2 separate regions of the Homo sapiens genome follow, and region 1 is linked to region 2. A link is a contact called in ENCODE Hi-C or POLR2A ChIA-PET data. All regions are on one chromosome and are shown on one strand. Each heading gives the region's core, a stretch centred on a gene start or an enhancer-like site at or near the end of the contact. The rest is flanking DNA. Distances are from core to core; before and after follow the strand shown. Region 1 overlaps GLI3 (GLI family zinc finger 3). Region 2 holds the start of GLI3 (GLI family zinc finger 3).

The links. A loop is a pair of places that touch in the nucleus more often than their neighbours do. ChIA-PET counts read pairs that join two places held with the same protein, here RNA polymerase II (POLR2A). Pooled maps may share reads with other maps.
Region 1: a loop to region 2 is called in a map of MCF 10A, with 9 times the contacts of the local background. The contact joins the enhancer-like site here to the promoter of GLI3 in region 2. A Hi-C loop is called at or near these places in 1 of 168 maps with a recorded cell type or tissue (MCF 10A) and 2 of 50 pooled maps. POLR2A ChIA-PET finds 5 or more read pairs at or near these places in 3 of 52 experiments (A673, MCF 10A and PC-9).

The regions. Positions count from the first base shown.
Region 1 is chr7:42,066,258-42,070,639 of GRCh38, reverse strand. All of the region lies in intron 4 of GLI3 (GLI family zinc finger 3), which reads left to right. Among named protein-coding and RNA genes, the nearest start is that of GLI3, 170 kb to the left of the region's middle. RefSeq lists an enhancer at 4,143-4,382. Within about 2 kb of position 1,549, at least 3 of the 41 ENCODE cell types and tissues checked have a DNase peak (open chromatin) inside an H3K27ac peak, as active enhancers do.
Region 2 is chr7:42,235,534-42,239,784 of GRCh38, reverse strand. It overlaps GLI3 (GLI family zinc finger 3), which reads left to right and starts at 2,576. Exons shown (of 15, transcript NM_000168.6): 1 at 2,576-2,814. RefSeq lists an enhancer at 1,851-2,832.

The DNA.
Region 1 (4,382 bases), core at 300-2,799, 170 kb after region 2:
TTTATGTAGTCATAATATTTATGTGTGTTAATATTTATAACAACTCTATGCTGGAGTTATTAGTCTCATTTTAAAGACATGGAAACCTTGACATAGAGAAGTTACTCAGCTTACAAGTAGGTAGTGCCCTTGAGTTAACCCAGGCATCAGACTCCACACCCTTGCTCCGGACTTCCATGCCTTGCTAGTGAAAATGAAGACCACAGACTTGGCTGCTCTAGTTTCTACTTCCTGGATGAGCACAACTATTTCTAACAGTACCTGATAGGAAGTTTTCAGTGTTACTGGCTGTCATTGTCTTCTGCAAATTCCCAAGGTGGAAATACAGCAGTGTGCGAAGAGCCATAAAAAGCCACGTTCAGGCCTTTTGACCTAATGTACCTATTGAGTAACCCAAAAATGAGATGCTTATCAGTCTTTGCTGCTGTAGAATGTATGACACTATACAATAGAACAGTTTACATATTCAGCCACTGGAGTGGTTTGGTAAATTGTGATTCATCAACTGGGTGGAGTGTTGACCAATACTTAATCACATTTGAGAAGACTCTGTTAGAACATGGGTAGATAATAATTAGTGATTATAGCGGTAAACCCAATAGAAGGGAAGCCATGTTAGAACACAATGTGTATCTGCGTAGAGCCTTCTTCCTTCAGATACCTATGGCTTGCTCCCTCCCTTCACACATTTCCCTGCTCAGTTTCTGCTTCTCAGAGAGGTCTTCTGTGAACAACTACTTAAAACAGGGATTGGCAAACTGTGGCCTATGGGCCAAATACGGTTCATGGCCTGTTTTTGTCAATAAAGTTTTATTGGAACACAGTGACATTCCTTATTTAGTATTATCTGTGGCAGCTTTAGCAATACAAGGGCAGAGTTGAGTAACTGTGACAGAGAATATGACCTGGAATGCCTGAAAGATAAAAGTTTGCCAACCTTGGTCTAAAATAACACCCCCTCTCCATCTTCACTCTGTACTTCTTTCTCTGCTTTATTTTTCTCTTTTTTATGAGCAATGCCATGTGTCATGTTTTCTACTTTTATGCTTTTCTACTGCTATTGTTCACATTTTTCACTGCATATCATGTCAAATCAAAAAATAAATGTCTTATTATTTGGTTATCATTTCTCGTGATTAACTGAAAAAGTTTAAGTCCTGCCTAATTTTCAAGAACTATCTTAGGCCACCTACATACATAGTTTCCTCATAGTTAGGAAAAGATGGTTGAGTTTCAATTCCTAAACTTTTAAAATTCTGATGAGCGGGCACATAAATCCAGATCCGCCGATACACACTTTACTTTGCGTTAAGAAACAACCACAAAACAGATAAATTGTACTCAAAGGGTGTATACTCCTTTCTGTTTTGCAGTATTTCTAATGACTGAAATACTGAATTCGGTCCTCAGTTGCAGAGAAAGCAGGCCCTAATTATAGTGTATATTCAGAGTCTGAGCCCCAGCTTCTTGGATAAAATTCCTGTGTTCTTTGTGCTGCGCTCAGCAGCACGGTCCAGGAGCAGATATTGACTGAGGTATTCACGTTCACTGAACCGGAAGCCGCCGACTCTATAGAGGCTGCTGTCAAACCTGTTGCGGGGGCCTGGGAGGTACTGGGCTGTAACAGACTTTTTTCTTTGAGTACAATGCTTCCACTCATGTTAAGCCTGGCTTCAAAGAAAACAGAAATTTACTGTTGTCATTTTATTTATTTTTTTAAGTATGTGTTTGAGAAAACTGAACTTTAACAGAATTTGTCCTGATGGGAAGACACTTTGAGGTTAGGTTTATATGGTGAATACTGCCTAAACTGAAGCTCCCTGCAGCCTTTCCTATGTGGCCGTCTCTCCCTCACTTAGGTAACAGAGCCCCACTTTTTTCACCTAAACAAAGACATGCCATTTCCTATAGCCACACTGCAAGCTGAGTTCATTTCAGACCTTTCCTCGGGGGAACAAAGGCCAATGACACAGGGCTGCCTGTCACTCATTGTTGTTATTGTTGCATCCCCATCCCTGCCCCGGGGAAAATCACACATCAGAAAATAAATGTTAGCAGATATGTTTCCAGGAACCTGCTTGCTAACTTTTTGAGTATGAAGTAACAGATTAGCCAGATTTTGGATCTTCAGTGACCCAAGCAAGCTAAGCACACTAAAAGGAAATAGGAGGAGAGAGGTGGATTTTGAAACTCATCCTTGGAGCTCTGAGAAAACTAGGGATGTTTTGGCAGAGAGCTATACTGAAACAAATTTGAAAAATACAATCTTGGCCATTTTTAGTTTTGATGTGGACTTTGCAAAAGGCAGACCAGAGCAGAAATGGGCATGATTGTGTTGCAGTTCAGTAAAAATTAACAAGTTAAACGGCTTACTGGCCTGTGTTTACCTCCTGTGCTGACTTAGCTAATTTGGTGACATTGCCTCAATTTTTATAACTCTGTGTTGAAAAACATCAAGTGCGATGCTAGAAATATACTCTGCCTCTTTTCTCTTGTGTGTGTCTACACACGTGTGCAGGAAGAAAATAATGCAGGGAGAATGGTCAGAGTGGCAGGAACTGCCTTAGAGCATGTGAGTGCATTTCCAATAAAGATAAAAGTGAGTGTCTAACCCAAAGCCATAGGTTTTTAAAAATCCCATCACCTAATATTTTGGCATGTGCAGCATCACACATGTTTATAAGTGACAGATATTTAAAATTTTCTTATGCAATACAGGGAGGTTACAGATTCACTAAAAGAAAAAGTTCTCAGTTGGGACTCTTACAGGGAATGGAAGCCTGGCCCCAGACTGAAAATCTGAACTAATACCAAAATGAATTGTGTGTACAGTTGCCCTTGAAGACATTCTCTTTAAGGCTTTTTTTTTAAGGTTCCCCCATACAGGGTCCCTCATTGCCTGGAAGCACCTGTAAATTGTTCCTAAGGAGCCCTGTGCATACCATGGCCAAGTCTAGTATGGCCTAGGTAGCCAGCCTAAGGGAGTTAGGTTAACTGGGCACAGTAAATGATTCCCTCAGGCCTGACAAGGTTAATATGTCTTTCAAAACCTGGGAACAAGTTACACATGAAACAGGAAAACTGCCAATATTCTTCTAAATACATTCAAATAGTATCCAAATATTGCCAAGTTCACCATAAGTGAATAGTATCTCTATCATCTGATGGGGAGTGGGGAGAGGGAAGCTCTAGAGTTAAATGAATTGCCTCATTTGCAAAACAAATCACCAAACCATGTTGCTTGAATATGCTTTACATTTTTAAGACAGCATGGAAATAAACATTTCCAGTTTACTAAAATGCTTCTTGCCTCTGTTCAAAGTAATCTCTGGTTCCCCCACAGAGCAAAATCCCCATATTCCTAGCACCCATTGTCGTTAACATATACTATGCACACTAAGGAAAGTTTTCAGGAACAAATTTAGAATTGTAAGTCCATAACGTAAGCAATCAGACCTCTGAAGGGGCCTCTGATTTTTCATATGTTATTTGCCAGGGATATAACAAATTAATATTAGAGTTATGTTGGATTATGTTAATACTTTTATTACCTGCCATGTTGTATTGATTTATTTAAAGTAAGTATTTTATGTTTTTTTATATATCTTCACTATGTTACTGTATATGCGTATGTACCCGTACAGCACTCACTTCTGTCTGTGTTCCTTGTAGCACTCTAAGCCTGTCCTTGGGATTAGTCAGCCAAAGACAGCATGGTCTTCCATCTTAAAGGAAGTAGTCAAGAGGGGGAAAAGAAGGTCAGCCTCAAGTATTTTAATCTTGTTTTAATGACCAAAGTCATTTCAGGGCTGCAGTGATACACGTAGTCATTGGATTGAGGGAAGAATAGTCCAAGTCAAGAGTCCACTGGAAATAGAAGAGTGAGGCTGGAGCTGTGAGCAGAGGTGCAGCCTTCTTCAGAAAGCCATGCTAGGCTCCATTCTCGCAATTGAATAGCTGCACGGTTGTGGATGTTGTATACTGTTTGTGAGAGAGAATTTTCAAAGTTTAAATCCTTGAACACTTCTGGAGTCTCTCTTCATCCTCTGGAATGTGGGGAGCAGGCTGTGGGGATCTGACCCAGGAGGTGGGTACACTTCCAAAGGCCTTTTCGTGATCTGAAGTGCGATCCAGAGATGCACTGCACCATATTTAATTTGTGTTAACCTCCCCACCTTTCCCCATCTTTTAACCCAGACAGACTGGACTTTTTAGTTACTTAGGTTATTATTGGTGGTGGTTTCTGTGTTTGTTGGAGGAGGGAGTTGAGTTGGAAGTTGGGAGTTGTGGAAGTTGAATTGGAAGGAGTGAAAAGTAGAGTCCACCCCCTTCCCCCGAGTGTATTGGAGAGAAACATCCTTCCTTGGTCTGTTTGCTTTGCA
Region 2 (4,251 bases), core at 1,327-3,826:
AAGAGACACAGCATTATTCTTCCTCTTTTTTGTTTAGCTATTGTGACGGGCATAGGGGGAAAGATTAGCTGCTTTTGCTTTGTTCTTGTCTTTTAAGAACTGAAAAATCAAGATCTTCATGATTCAAAATGTGCTATAAGACTGAAGTAAGAGTCGAAATATCTAGTTTATTCTATTATTTGATGATTTATTGGCTGTCTTTCTTTGTATTTATTTTTTGCCATTGGGTGAACAGAGTAGGCTATCAGGATGTACTATTTGTATTCATGTGATTGAGGCAGAAGCAGTACATGAATACTAAAAACAATTGTAACTGATGCTGGGAGTATATAAAGGAAAGAGTGGCTTGCAATTCTCTTCAATTGTAAAAGCATAATTCTTACACACTTGTAGCCCTCTATACTTTTCCATGTATTTCTCATTGGAAACCCTCAGCCATCCTGGGAGGTACGCGACCTGGCACTCCTAACACTATCCCCTAGATGGGCTCAGAGCCTATGGAGGCTCAGAGAATCCTCCCAGGCCTGAGGCCAGTTAGTGAGCGCGGAGATGGGGCTGCCACAGGGCTTCTGAGTCTCGTGCTCTCTGCGATGAGTCAGTGGTGTTTTGTTTTTTCCTGAGCCGTGAGGTCGAGGGAAATCTTAAAACAAATGGCTAACTAGGGCCTTTAGCCCCACCTTACCTCCACCACTTCCACCATAAAACCTTAAGTCTGTCTCTGCACTTGTCATGTCATTGTGACAAGGAAGGAGTCCCAAGAAACAAACAATGAATACCACCCTCAATTTCGTTAAAAGATTCTTCAGTTAAGCATTTGAATCTCAAAATGCTCTTCAAATTCTAATAGCTCATCATTCATCCACCCACACTCTTCCTTCAGTCAAGACACTTGGCGGCAACGCCACACAAGCAACCCGGAGCTCCGGGGCACTTCTGGCTGGGTGGACCCGGCTTAACCAGAAAGAGGGGATGTTGGAATGTCACAGGGGCTTTCTTTTCTTTCTTTTTCTTCCTGTGTTTCCCCCCGAGAACTCCTTTTTTAAGTTACATGTCCAGGTTGGATATATTAAAATGACGCAGATGAACAAGGACTGGATGGTCGAGGAAGGAGGCCAAATAACTTTTACTAGCATGGGCCTCTGAAAATGAAGCAGGGACAGAGACACTTTGTAGCTCAAGGAAAAGCGGCACGTTAGAGACCAGGCTCCAAGCCTGGGGTCTTTGTTTTTGTGTCTTTTATAAAGTGGCCCATAGGGACAGCAGGCTGTGTGGTGGGAGCTCCTCCTCGCTTCGCGGATTTGGCCCCGAGGGCAGACGAGTCCGGTGGAGAGAAAAACCCTGAACTTCCAAAGGCATCATCCCGCGAGAGGGAGTTTCGGGGATGGCTTTGGGAAAATGTAAAACAAGGAGATGGGGAGCCAAGGATGGGGGGCGGTGGTAATCAGAGAAGCCTTAAAAGAATAAAGGGGAGTCCAGCCCTTGAGCAAGAGTGAGAAAGAGAGGCTGGGTGGGAGAAGATGGGAGCAGACAGGACGCAGCACGAGTGCCAGGGCGCGCATTTGGGGGGTGTCCTGGCGGTGTGGAGAGAGAAGAGAGAGGGCGCGGGTGACATCACGCCCGGGCCCCCTTCCCCTCGCCGGGTGGGTGGGGCTTCGGCGCGCCGGGAGGGCGCGGGGTCAAGTAGGGGGAAGAGGAGGAGCAGGCATGAATGTGTCTGTGTGAAGACCGGGGAGGGGCGGAGGAGGAGGAGGAGGAGGAGAAGGAGGAGGAGGAGGAGGAGGCGGCGGCGGCGGCGGCGGCGGCGGCGGAGGGCGGGGAGGGAGCGCGCGCGTGGCTCGCGGCGCCCGGGCTCCCCCCCAGCCCCCGACCCCGGCCCGCGACGCGCCGCCTCCCAGCCGCCGCCGCCCGCCTCGCAGCTGGGACCCACTCCGGGCTTGGGGACCCGGCGGGCGGGAGAAGCGGGGGCTCCCGGCGCGGCCTGGAAGGAGCGAGAAAGCAAAAGTAAGGCGAGCAGCACTCCAAGTTTTCCCAACTTCGCCCCCTGCGGCGGCAGGCGTCCTGCTGCTCAGCGCGTCCCCTCCGAGCCCGAGAGTGGCTGAAAGAAAAGGGACTGGGCGGGGGCCGGGGCGGAGGAAGAGAGAGTGCGAGGGAGCGAGGAGAGTCCGGCAACATCTGTTAAAACTTGGGGGAGGAGGAGCGCGGGGAGGAGGAGGAAGAGGAGGAGAGAAGGGAAGGAGGGAGCGCGCGGGAGGGGAGCGCGGAGCCGAGGGACAACTTTTCCACCCCGTGAGTAGTGCAGGCGGTGCCAGGTCGGGGCGGGGGGCTTCTCCACCCAGCACGGGGCACCAGGCCGGGATGGGACCTTTTTCCAGAAAGTCGATTGGATGCCAGGAGAGGCGTACGGCTGGGGGTTTCTTTCTTTCTCTTTCCCCTCCCTCCCGCGGTTGAACCAAATCAGAACTGTCACTCAGGGCTTGTGAGTCAGAAGGGATCGGATTACACGATCCCCGAAACTGATGCCGGAGCTGCACGAGCGGGAGGGAGCGGGCAGGGGCAGCGCCACCGGCGCGCTCGCACACTCGCACTCGCGCACACCCGCCGCTCCCACTCACCCGCGCCGCTCTCCCGCCTTCCCCGCGCGCCCCGCGGCCGCCCGCGCCGCACCATGCCCGCGGCGGGCGCACCCCGCGCCCAGCCCGGCCGCTCGCGGTAGCCGTAGCCGCCCGCGGCCGCGCGGAGCGGGGAGCCGCCAGCCTGCGCCCCGTCCGCGGGTCTATGGGAAGTTCGGGGACTTGACAGCCGCTGCCGCCGCAGGTACGTCCCGCTCGAAGTTCTTTGTTTCGCGGACCCCGCAGCCCGCTCCTGCGGCCGCGCCCGCGCCTCCGGGGCCAGAGGTGGTCCCCAGCGTGGGGACGGGATGGAGTGAAAATGGCTGTCAAAAGGCGCCCAGATTTAGAGAGCCGCCGGTGAGGCGTCCGAGCAAGGCTTGCATTCGCTCCCTCCTCCTGGAAGGTCCTTTCCGAAGAGTCCGACCCGCGGACCGGCCGGAGACGGATTGGAGAATTTCACCTCCCGGAGGGGGGACGAAGTTTGCCGCAGTGGTGGCGGCGCCCCTCGCCTCCGCCCCCATCCAAAGGGTTCAGAAGAACTCCGCGAGCCCCGCACGCGCCTGGCTCCTTCCTTTGCGCGGTGGCGCTCTACGGCTCGGGCTTCGGGCGCGCACGGCGCTCGGGATGGGCGGAAGGAGGCGGGAGGCATGGTGGGTGCGCGCGGGGACCTCCGCCGCGGGGGCCGCCGCCGCTGGGGCTTCTCCAGCCCGGGCTATGCTTCGGAGGGCGGGGGTGTGGTGTGAGCGGATGGAGAGAGGCGCGCCTTCGTCGTCATAGAGGAAAAGTGAAAGTTGTACCATCTGTATATGATTTGGGATTCTCTTATTTCTTTTCCTTTCCAGGGGCAGCGCGCACAGACACACAAAGTAACCGTGGTCCATGCAATAATCATTTAAGGTGCCGCGTTTACACAGAGCAGCAGGGGACAGTTACTTTCTTGAGTAGCAGCGGGAAAACGGGCGGGAGAAGGCAGAGAGGGTGTAAATATTGATCCCAAACTTGCAGAGTTTGTGAAGCGACTTTTAAGCAGATTGTCCGAAGCGGACGCTCCACCCCGCACCCGGCCTTTTATCCTTTCCTGAACTTTGTGCTCCTGTCCCCCATTGCACCTCCTTCTGTAAGATGCCGTCCCCCGAGAGGCGCTGCACCCCAGGCTTCCCTGCCTGACCCCGCGTGGAAAGAGGATTAAGGAGGCTCCCTCCGCCGCTGGTCATCCTGCCCCAACTTCTCATCTCCCCAGTGCAGACTGCCGGGTAGATTCTGGCCTTGGGTACAGTGCTCATGGCCCTCTGCCAGTTTATATGTACATATATTTATGTAAAACATTTTCTCCCAGCTCTTTGCCAGCTGTTCCACATTTTCCAGCTGCCACTTCAGTTTGAAATGATGGACTGTCTGCGTCTCCAAGTCAAAGAACCCTTTAGTCAAAGGTATGGAGGGCCGGCCGCTGTGCAAATACATGGCAGTGCCATTAGCCGGGCTGGTATTATTAGTTCTAAAAAATACCTCCTGCTCCCCTTTTCCTCTCCTCCCTCTTCTCTCCAGTTAGGCTTTCCAGAGCACAGTATATACACTTTGCTGAAAATTCGAGTAATTAGGCCTTTCCCTCTTAAATGTGATTTTTGTACAGAATTTGGATGAG